2 separate regions of the Homo sapiens genome follow, and region 1 is linked to region 2. Evidence: read pairs that join two places in POLR2A ChIA-PET (ENCODE). Cell type or tissue: CD4-positive, alpha-beta T cell. All regions are shown on one strand.

What was found. Peaks named below come from ENCODE experiments on the same cell type or tissue, not always from the same donor. Only the 100,000 strongest peaks of a DNase experiment are listed, where the experiment ranks them.
Region 1: POLR2A ChIA-PET joins it to region 2 with 5 read pairs; 3 of 35 experiments call an interaction of 5 or more read pairs at or near these places.

The regions. Positions count from the first base shown.
Region 1 is chr15:41,780,696-41,784,695 of GRCh38, forward strand. All of the region lies in intron 2 of MAPKBP1 (mitogen-activated protein kinase binding protein 1), which reads left to right. Among named protein-coding and RNA genes, the nearest start is that of MAPKBP1, 8.2 kb to the left of the region's middle. In CD4-positive, alpha-beta T cell, no CTCF peak of the experiment used is centred here; no DNase peak of the experiment used is centred here.
Region 2 is chr15:42,579,776-42,583,775 of GRCh38, forward strand. It overlaps STARD9 (StAR related lipid transfer domain containing 9), which reads left to right. Exons shown (of 33, transcript NM_020759.3): 2 at 3,571-3,640. It also overlaps the pseudogene EIF4EBP2P2. Among named protein-coding and RNA genes, the nearest start is that of STARD9, 6.2 kb to the left of the region's middle. RefSeq lists enhancers at 1,409-1,578, 1,999-2,048. In CD4-positive, alpha-beta T cell, no CTCF peak of the experiment used is centred here; a DNase peak (open chromatin) is centred at 1,846; H3K4me3 peaks cover 1,072 bases; H3K27ac peaks cover 914 bases.

The DNA of each region.
Region 1 (4,000 bases), 800 kb before region 2:
CCTGCCTACCTTCTTGGGTGTTTATTACCCCATTTGTGGATTTTACTTTAACTTCTGTTACCTTAAAAAAAAAAAAAAAAGTTGGTGAGGAAGGCAAGAAATAAAAGTGAGTATGACAGCCAGACTGGGTAGTGTGGATTTTTAGCGTTGGTATTTTTGAATGTCCAGATTTTCCAAATCCTTCCTTCCTTCCTTTCAACAGTTATAGCAACAGGTCCAGTGCTTCTTCATTGGTCACATTATTTTCCTCTGGTTTTGAAGGACACTTAACAGAAGAATGAGTTTACAGTATGGATAGCTCCTCCTAGATTTCAAGGGAGTAAATTCCCCCCTCTCATTTTGTCACAATGTTTGCAATGCTTTTTTTTTGCTTTTTTTTTTTTCCTTTTTTCTTTTTTGAGACAGAGTCTCACTCTGTCACCTAGGCTGAAGTGCAGTGGCGTGATCTCAGCTCACTGCAACCTCCACCTCCCGGGTTCAAGTGATTCTCTTGCCTCAGCCTCCCGAGTAGCTGGGATTACAGGCATGTGCCACCATGCCTGGCTACTTTTTGTTTTTTCAGTAGAGACAGGATTTCAACATGTTGGCCAGGCTGGTCTCGAACTCCTGACCTCAAGTGATCTGCCTGCCTCGGCCTCCAAAAGTGTGCAATGCTTTTTTTGGTTGCTTCCCTATTTGGTAAAACAATGCTGTGGGTTTTTTTGTTTTTTTTTTTTTCTTGCTGGGATTTTAAAGTTTATATGCCTTATCTCTCCTCCTAAAACTGTAATGAAGCTAAAGATATTTTCCTTTCCCTGCTATGCCGGGCATGGTGGTGCACACCTATAGCCCCAGCATCTTAGGAGGCTGAGGCGGGATGATTGCTCGAGCCCAGGAGTTTGAGGCTGCAGTGAGCTATGATGGCACCACTGTATTCCAGCCTGGGCAACAGAGTGAGACCCCATCTTAAAAACAAACAAAAACTGTCTGCCCCTCTGTTTATAATTGAGATTTTAATTTACTTGAAGATCTTAGAACAACCCTTTGTGAAACCATATGGCTGATTTTTTTTTTTCCACTTTGTCAAATGTTCTTTTGGAGAAATCCTGAGAAGAAAGTTTATTTGGTGGTTCAGGATTTGAGTGTTGCTCCTTATTTATCACAGTTCTCATCAGCCTTTGAGACCCATCTTCCTTTAGTGGCTCTTCTGGTCTTTTCTTCATAAGTTTGGCTGATGCTGTTACAGATGCTAGCACTTAAGAAAACAAGACTTTAAAAAATTATGAAATACAGGCCGGGCGCAGTGGCTCATGCCTGTAATCCTAGCATTTTGGGAGGCCGAGGCGGGCGGATCATGAGGTCAGGAGATCGAGACCATCCTGGCTAACACGGTGAAACCCTGTCTCTACTAAAAATACAAAAAAAAAAAAAAAAAAAATTAGCTGGGCGTGGTGGCGGGCGCCTGTAGGCCCAGCTACTCGCGAGGCTGAGGCAGGAGAATGGTGTGAACTCGGGATGCGGAGCTTGCAGTGAGCTGAGATCGCGCCACTGCCCTCCAGCCTGGGAGATAGCGAGGCTCTGTCTCAAAAAAAAAAAAAAAAAATTATGAAATACAACAGACATTAAGAGAGTGTACAAATATAATATTGTATTATAAATAATGATAAATGATTTCCCCGTGTAACCACTGCCCAAGTGAAAAAATAGAACAATGGTAAGGTATTGGCAGTTTCTGAGGGACGTGATGCGAATGTTGTCATCAGGGTGGGTGAGGATGTACTAGGCACTGTGCTAAGCATTTTACATATACTATCTTATTCAAGTTTTACAGAAGTCTACCATAAATACTATTACCACCCCATTTTGTAGTTAAGAAAACTAATGATAAGAGAGGTCAGGTGAGTAGCTGGTAGTTACATAGCCAGTGAGTGGCTAAGCAAGAATTCAAATAGAGGCTTTCTGAACTCCAGGGCCCACACTTAATCTTTATTCTGCATTCCTCCCAGGGAGCCTTCATGTGCACAGCATGGCACTGACTGCAGAAGTGTGCCTAGTATTGCCATAGTCAAAGGGCACATCATGCACTCAGCTTAGAAAAAGGGACAGTTCCCAAAGAGGGGGAAAAAAAAGGGACAGTTCCTTAAAAAAAAAATACTTTGTCCCCAACATTCCTTATAAAAGTCAATTTAATGAATTTCTCAGACTATTATTTTAGATCCATCACTCAGTAACCCTTGTCCATCTATATCCTTACTCCTCTTCCCACCTCCAGCTCCAGATTTCCTGAACTTTTGTTTCTGCTGCCTGTTCTTGTCAGAAACTGTGCAACCTTGGTTCTGTGGGTATGTGAATGTCAGGTTGGCAGGGTGCAGCTGTGTGGTTCCAGATGACCAGAAGCCACAAGCGGTTGCTGCTTCTCTCTTGGGATTGGTTGGGGAGTGAAGGGCAGACCGACGGATGCCTTGGTTGTTTTTGTGTGTGGGTATCATGGGGCTTCAAACTGTTGTGCTCTTTGTTGGCTGGTTGATTTTGTAGCTCATGCTCTTGAGGTGCTCTTTCAGGTCTCTCCCTGTTTTCCTCTGAATTCCACTGTTTTGTTATCTCTTGTTAGCATACAACTGACCTTGTTTTTGAAGCTGTGGAGAGTAGCTGGTGGAAATACCTCTTCCAGTTGGGAAAAAATGGACTTAAAATGTCCCATGTCCAGGCTGACCTGGATGATGACAGTTGGTTGATGAGTTAATTTGAACATGAGCAGAAATGAGGTCACTTGCCTGCCTGACTCCATGTGGCCATGCTGGCTCCAGGTTGCAAAGTTCTTTGAGCAAGTACCTTGTCTTGCCTAATCTCGAATGTCTGTTCTTTTTATTTCTTATCTCAAATAGGCATTGTGATAACATTATAGGTGCAAAAGTATGAGGTCTAAAGGCCTCTGCTTCCCTGTACTCCCTCAGTTTGTCCTGAGCAGAGGGAGCCCCAAGCCAGATGGATTGGATGGAGAACAGCCCATAGGCAGTTTGCAGTTGTGGGCGCGTAGCTGGGAGCATGCTCAGAAACTGATTCTTGGCCTCACGCCTATAATCCCAGCACTTTGGGAGGCCGAGGCGGGTGGATCACGAGATCAGGAGATCAAGACCATCCTGGCTAACATGGTGAAACCCCGTCTCTACTAAAAACACAAAAAATCAGCTGGGCGTGGTCGCGGGTGCCTGTAGCCCCAGCTACTCAGGAGGCTGAGGCAGGAGAATGGCGTGAACCCGGGAGGCAGAGCTTACAGTGAGCCGAGATCGCGCCACTGCACTCCAGCCTGGGTGACAGAGCAAAACTCCGTCTCAAAAAAAAGAAACTCTGATTCTTGCACCTCTACGCTACTGCTTTGGAGAAAAGCAAGCAGCTGCTTGTCAGGACTAAACTTGTAACATGCAGGCCTACCTCCATTACCCTGACATTCATTGGTTGGCTTCTGTTTGAGAGGGCACAGTATCTTTGTATGCCATGATTGTTTTCATATAACATAATAACCTGCTGCTGACTTTTCTCAACATGTCCTTTCTGCTTATGATGTTCTTTCTCCAGGCTGCTTTGGGTTCTCTTGTAAGGCCCGTACAGCAGCTGTCACTGAGATACTGCCTCATGACAAACCTAGAACTGGCTAGTGAAAAGAGCTTCTCAAGAGTTAATATGAGCTGGACACAGTGGCTTGGGCCTGTAACCCCAGCTACTCTGGAGGCTGAGGCGGGAGGATCACTTGAGGCCAGGAGTTCAAGACTGGCCTGGGCAACATAGCAAGATCCCATCTCTAAAAGCTTTTTTAAAAAAATTAGCTGGGCCGGGCGTGGTGGCTCACACCTGTAATCCCAGCACTTTGGGAGGCCGAGGCGGGTGGATCACAAGGTCAAGAGATCTAGACCATCCTGGCCAACATGCTGAAACCCCGTCTCTACTAAAAGTACAAAAATTAGCTGGGCGTGGTGGCGCACACCTGTAGTCCCAGCTACTCGGGAGGCTGAGGGAGGAGAAT
Region 2 (4,000 bases):
ACTGCAATCTGAGAACAACTATCACAATGCTCACTGGACTTAAAAATGACTACTGAGACTGGGTACTCAAATGGGTCAACACTCTTCAGAGGTCATTCTTAGGCATTATCTGACACAATACTATGATCAGGCGTTACCCACCAAGTGGAGGCTAAAGTGCCTCTATTACTTGGTGTGGACCTGCTCTAGGAGCAGACAAAATCACTTCACTTTCTTGAAGTACAAGAGGACTCTGCCAGCAACAAGATGCAAGCAGGGAGGAATGGCAGAAGAAGAGCAAGACTGGTTATCAAGGGCTCTCTTCTGATGTACAGAGTTAAAAATACCTGCACAAATGTGCTAAGTAAAAGAATGGGAAGATGAACTATAATACCAAAGACAGAAGACATTCCTCCCAGAGGAAAGAAGGGAAGAGGACCTCAAAACAGTGTCACAGGGTAATGCTACCAGAGTTGCACAAACTGTGCTCTGTCCCAAGGGACAAATACCTCAAGGTAAAAGGAAAAGCAGCTCTCTTTTTTATCATTCCCCCCTGCTAGTTTTAAAGACCCCAAGCCCAGAATCTTGCAACACTGAACCATAGGTGGGATACAAAGGAACATGAATGGTGTTAGGCCCACCAAGCCTCTGTATCCCTTCCTCAGACTTCCCCATTTCTTCCCAAGCACAACAACAAGAAGCCAGGCAGTTGTAGGTTGGTATTTGATTTGGAACAAAAATGAGGGGTATGAGGGTGGCTCTCAATAAAAAAAAACAACTAGAAGGCGTGGTGGCTCACGCCTGTAATCCCAGCACTTTGGGAGCCCAAGGCAGGAGGATCACAAGGTCAAGAGTTCGAGACCAGCCTGGCCAGTATGGTGAAACCCCGTCTCAGCTAAAAAATACAAAAAGCCCGGCGTGGTGGCGGCCACCTGTAGTCCCAGCTACTCAGGAGGCTGAGGCAGGAGAATCGCTTGAACCCGGGAGGCAGAGGTTGCAGTGAGCAGAGATCATGCCACTGCACTCCACTCCAGCCTGGGCAACAGAGCAAGACTTTGTCTAAAAAAAAAACTAGGAAAGCCAGAGTTTAACTGTTTTCCTCTAAGGACTGCTTAGCGCTACAGAAATACACCAAGGGCCTTCAATCTAACTTGTTTAACTGGGAAGGGGGACAGGAGACAGGGAGAAGAAATGGTCAGATGAAGCTCATCTTCCCATCATTTGGCACCCAGAGGAAGAGTGGGAGACGGAGACTGTAATGGGGACTGCTGGTATTGCCTCTTCTGTCTTTTCACTGTTGATCCTATTGGCCAAATCAGGTGCACACAGGTACCAGTGTTGCTGCTTTTCTTCTAATCCTTGCAGGAGAGTCAGATGCCCATCTCCAACTGAGCATCACCCCCCAGCTGCATGTTTCCTGTCATGATTGTTCAAGTTGTTCAAATTATTGACTTCTACTTGTGGAGTCTTCAGTTAAGGTGCCAGGGCTAGTGACTCCCGGGATATTGGGCAGATGGCAGGTGGGGTCTGAGCCATGGAAGAACTGCGAAGATCCAACAGAAACTTTCTATCATAAATGATTTGAGTTTCTCCTGGTGTGGTGGAGAAGAGCGTCCCCTCGGGCGTGGTGCAATAGTCAAGAGGTAGCTGCGCGGCGTCGCTGATGGCCACGGTGTGGGTGGGGAAGGCGCGGCTCTGGCTGGGCTGGTGGCCGCTGCCAGCGGAGGAGGACATGGCTGTGGACGCGGGCTCTGGGCTTTGTGTGGCGGGTAGGCGGCGGCGCCGGGCCGGTCTGCTCCAGCTCCTAGGGCGGGTGGAAAAGCGAGCTCTGCGCACTCCTCGCTCGCTTCCTCTAGTTCCCTCGTCTGGCTCCGCCCCTGCCGCCAGCCGATCCTCGGGCCTCGCCAGCAGCCTCAGCAGCAGCAGCAGCGGCGGCGACGACCACGATGACAGGAAACCTACATAGCTTTTTTTGTTTTTTGTTTTTAAGTCTGTAAAATAGGGATAACTACTTCAATAGTTTTTATGAACATTTGATAAAAGAATACATTACAACAATCTTTATTCCTCAGACCCCTGTGCTTGGCTGTCTGGTTTTTAAACGTTTTACAAGGGGCCAGGCAGTGTGGCTTATGCCTGTAATCCCAGCACTTTTGGAGACTGAGGCAGGAGAATCGCATGAACCCAGGAGTTCAATACCAATCTGTGTCGTCAACAACAACAACAACAAAAAAATTAGCTGGGCATGGTAGCAAGTGCTTGTAATCCTGGCTACTTGGGAAGTTGAGGTGGAAGAAATGCTTAAGCCTAGGAAATTGAGGCTGCAGTGAGCTATGATTGCACCACTGCACCCCAGCCTGGGCAGCAGAGTGAGATCCTGTCTCTAAATAAATCAATAAACAAAATTAAATCTAAAGACCCCTGTCTCACTGTGTTTCTCCTACCCCCAGTCCTCTAGGTCATAGCCTGGGAAGCCTGAGGAAGGATAAAAAATAAGACTGAAGGTATTGTCTCAACTTTCAGGTTCTAGGCTAGGAGTAATTTAATTGATAACTTTTATTGTTTGTAGTGGAGGATGTTCTAATTAATTCTCATCTGTTAACATTTTGGTCATGAGTACTTTAGCTGTGGCTTTTCATATTATGAAAAAGGATAGGTATCAGGTATGTGGGTCATCTGGATTAAGCCCATTAAAGTGAGTGTAGAGATTGTTTAGTTGTTAGCAGTATTACCACATAACTGCAACATAGGAAGATTCTTGAGGAGCTTGGCCCTGCTTCTGATTTAAGAAGATATAAAGAAAGGATTTGAGAAATATATTCTCAGGGTCTCAGCAGAGAGGATTCCAATACTTTTTTTTTGTCAATATCCATGCCCAAAATGCTGGAGAAAATGAGAGATGATGCCGTGTTATATGCTGGGCCAAGGATGCTCTCTAGAGTTTCTTTTCTTTTGAGAGATGAGATCTTGCTCTGTCACTCAGGCTGGGGTGCAGCATCGTGATCATAGCTTGCTGCAGCCTTGAACTCCTGGGCTCAAGCAGTCCTCCTGCCTCTCAGTCTTGCAAGTAGTTGGGATTGTATGTGTGAGCCACTGCTCCCCGCACTCTCTAGGGTTTCTAAGCCTGACTTCTAAGGTATAATTCAGAGCCTAGGCTTCCTGGTCAGACAAATATGAGTTTAAATCCTAGCTCTGCCACTGATAGCTGTGTGACCTTGGACAAGTTACATAATTTCTCTCAGCTTTAGTCCTCTGCCTGTAAAAATGATATGTTAGCAAGCTATGTCAGGAGGATACGTAGGAGGATAGCGTAAGATGAAGAACAATATGTAGTGCCCCTAATAAAGTGCCTTACACATAGAGGGTACTAAATGTGAATGTGAGCTGTTGCAGAGCCAAATTGTAAAGATCCAGGGAAGCATGCCAGCTAGGGGACTGCTTGATGCGACGCTTATAGCCATTTATGGAGACAGACGCTTCTCTTAAGGGTACAGCAGTAGGGAAATATTTTGTCCCACTAGCACTGGTTTTAGGCTCTTTTTTCTTGATTTTAAAAACAACATTTCTTCTGAGCTTGGGTCTTGTTTCTAGGGAGACCAAAGAAGGGGGAAGAATTATTGTGGAAGTTGATGGCAAAGTGGCAAAAATCAGGAATTTAAAGGTAAGCCTGAAATTGTTTTTCATTTTCTTTCCACTGAGGAGCTAATATTGTTACAGGGGCTTCCAGGCTGAAGGTGTATATGTGAATGTGTTTAGAGTTGGGGAGGAAGGGGTATATAAGAGGAATAGGGGGAGGAGCTTATGCCAATCATAAAGCAAATCAAGAAATCAAGAAAGAAGTGCAGGGCATTTGGCTGCTGCAGCCTAAGTTTTATCAGATAGGGTGCATCTGTTTTGGAAATTAGTTGGTAGATGTTTTGAAAGTAAACTTGGGATGTTTTGGGGGCAATAGTTAACTTAAATCGTGCTGCAGGCAATCCATATTCTATTTAACTCACCTGACCACCAGTTAAACTTTGTC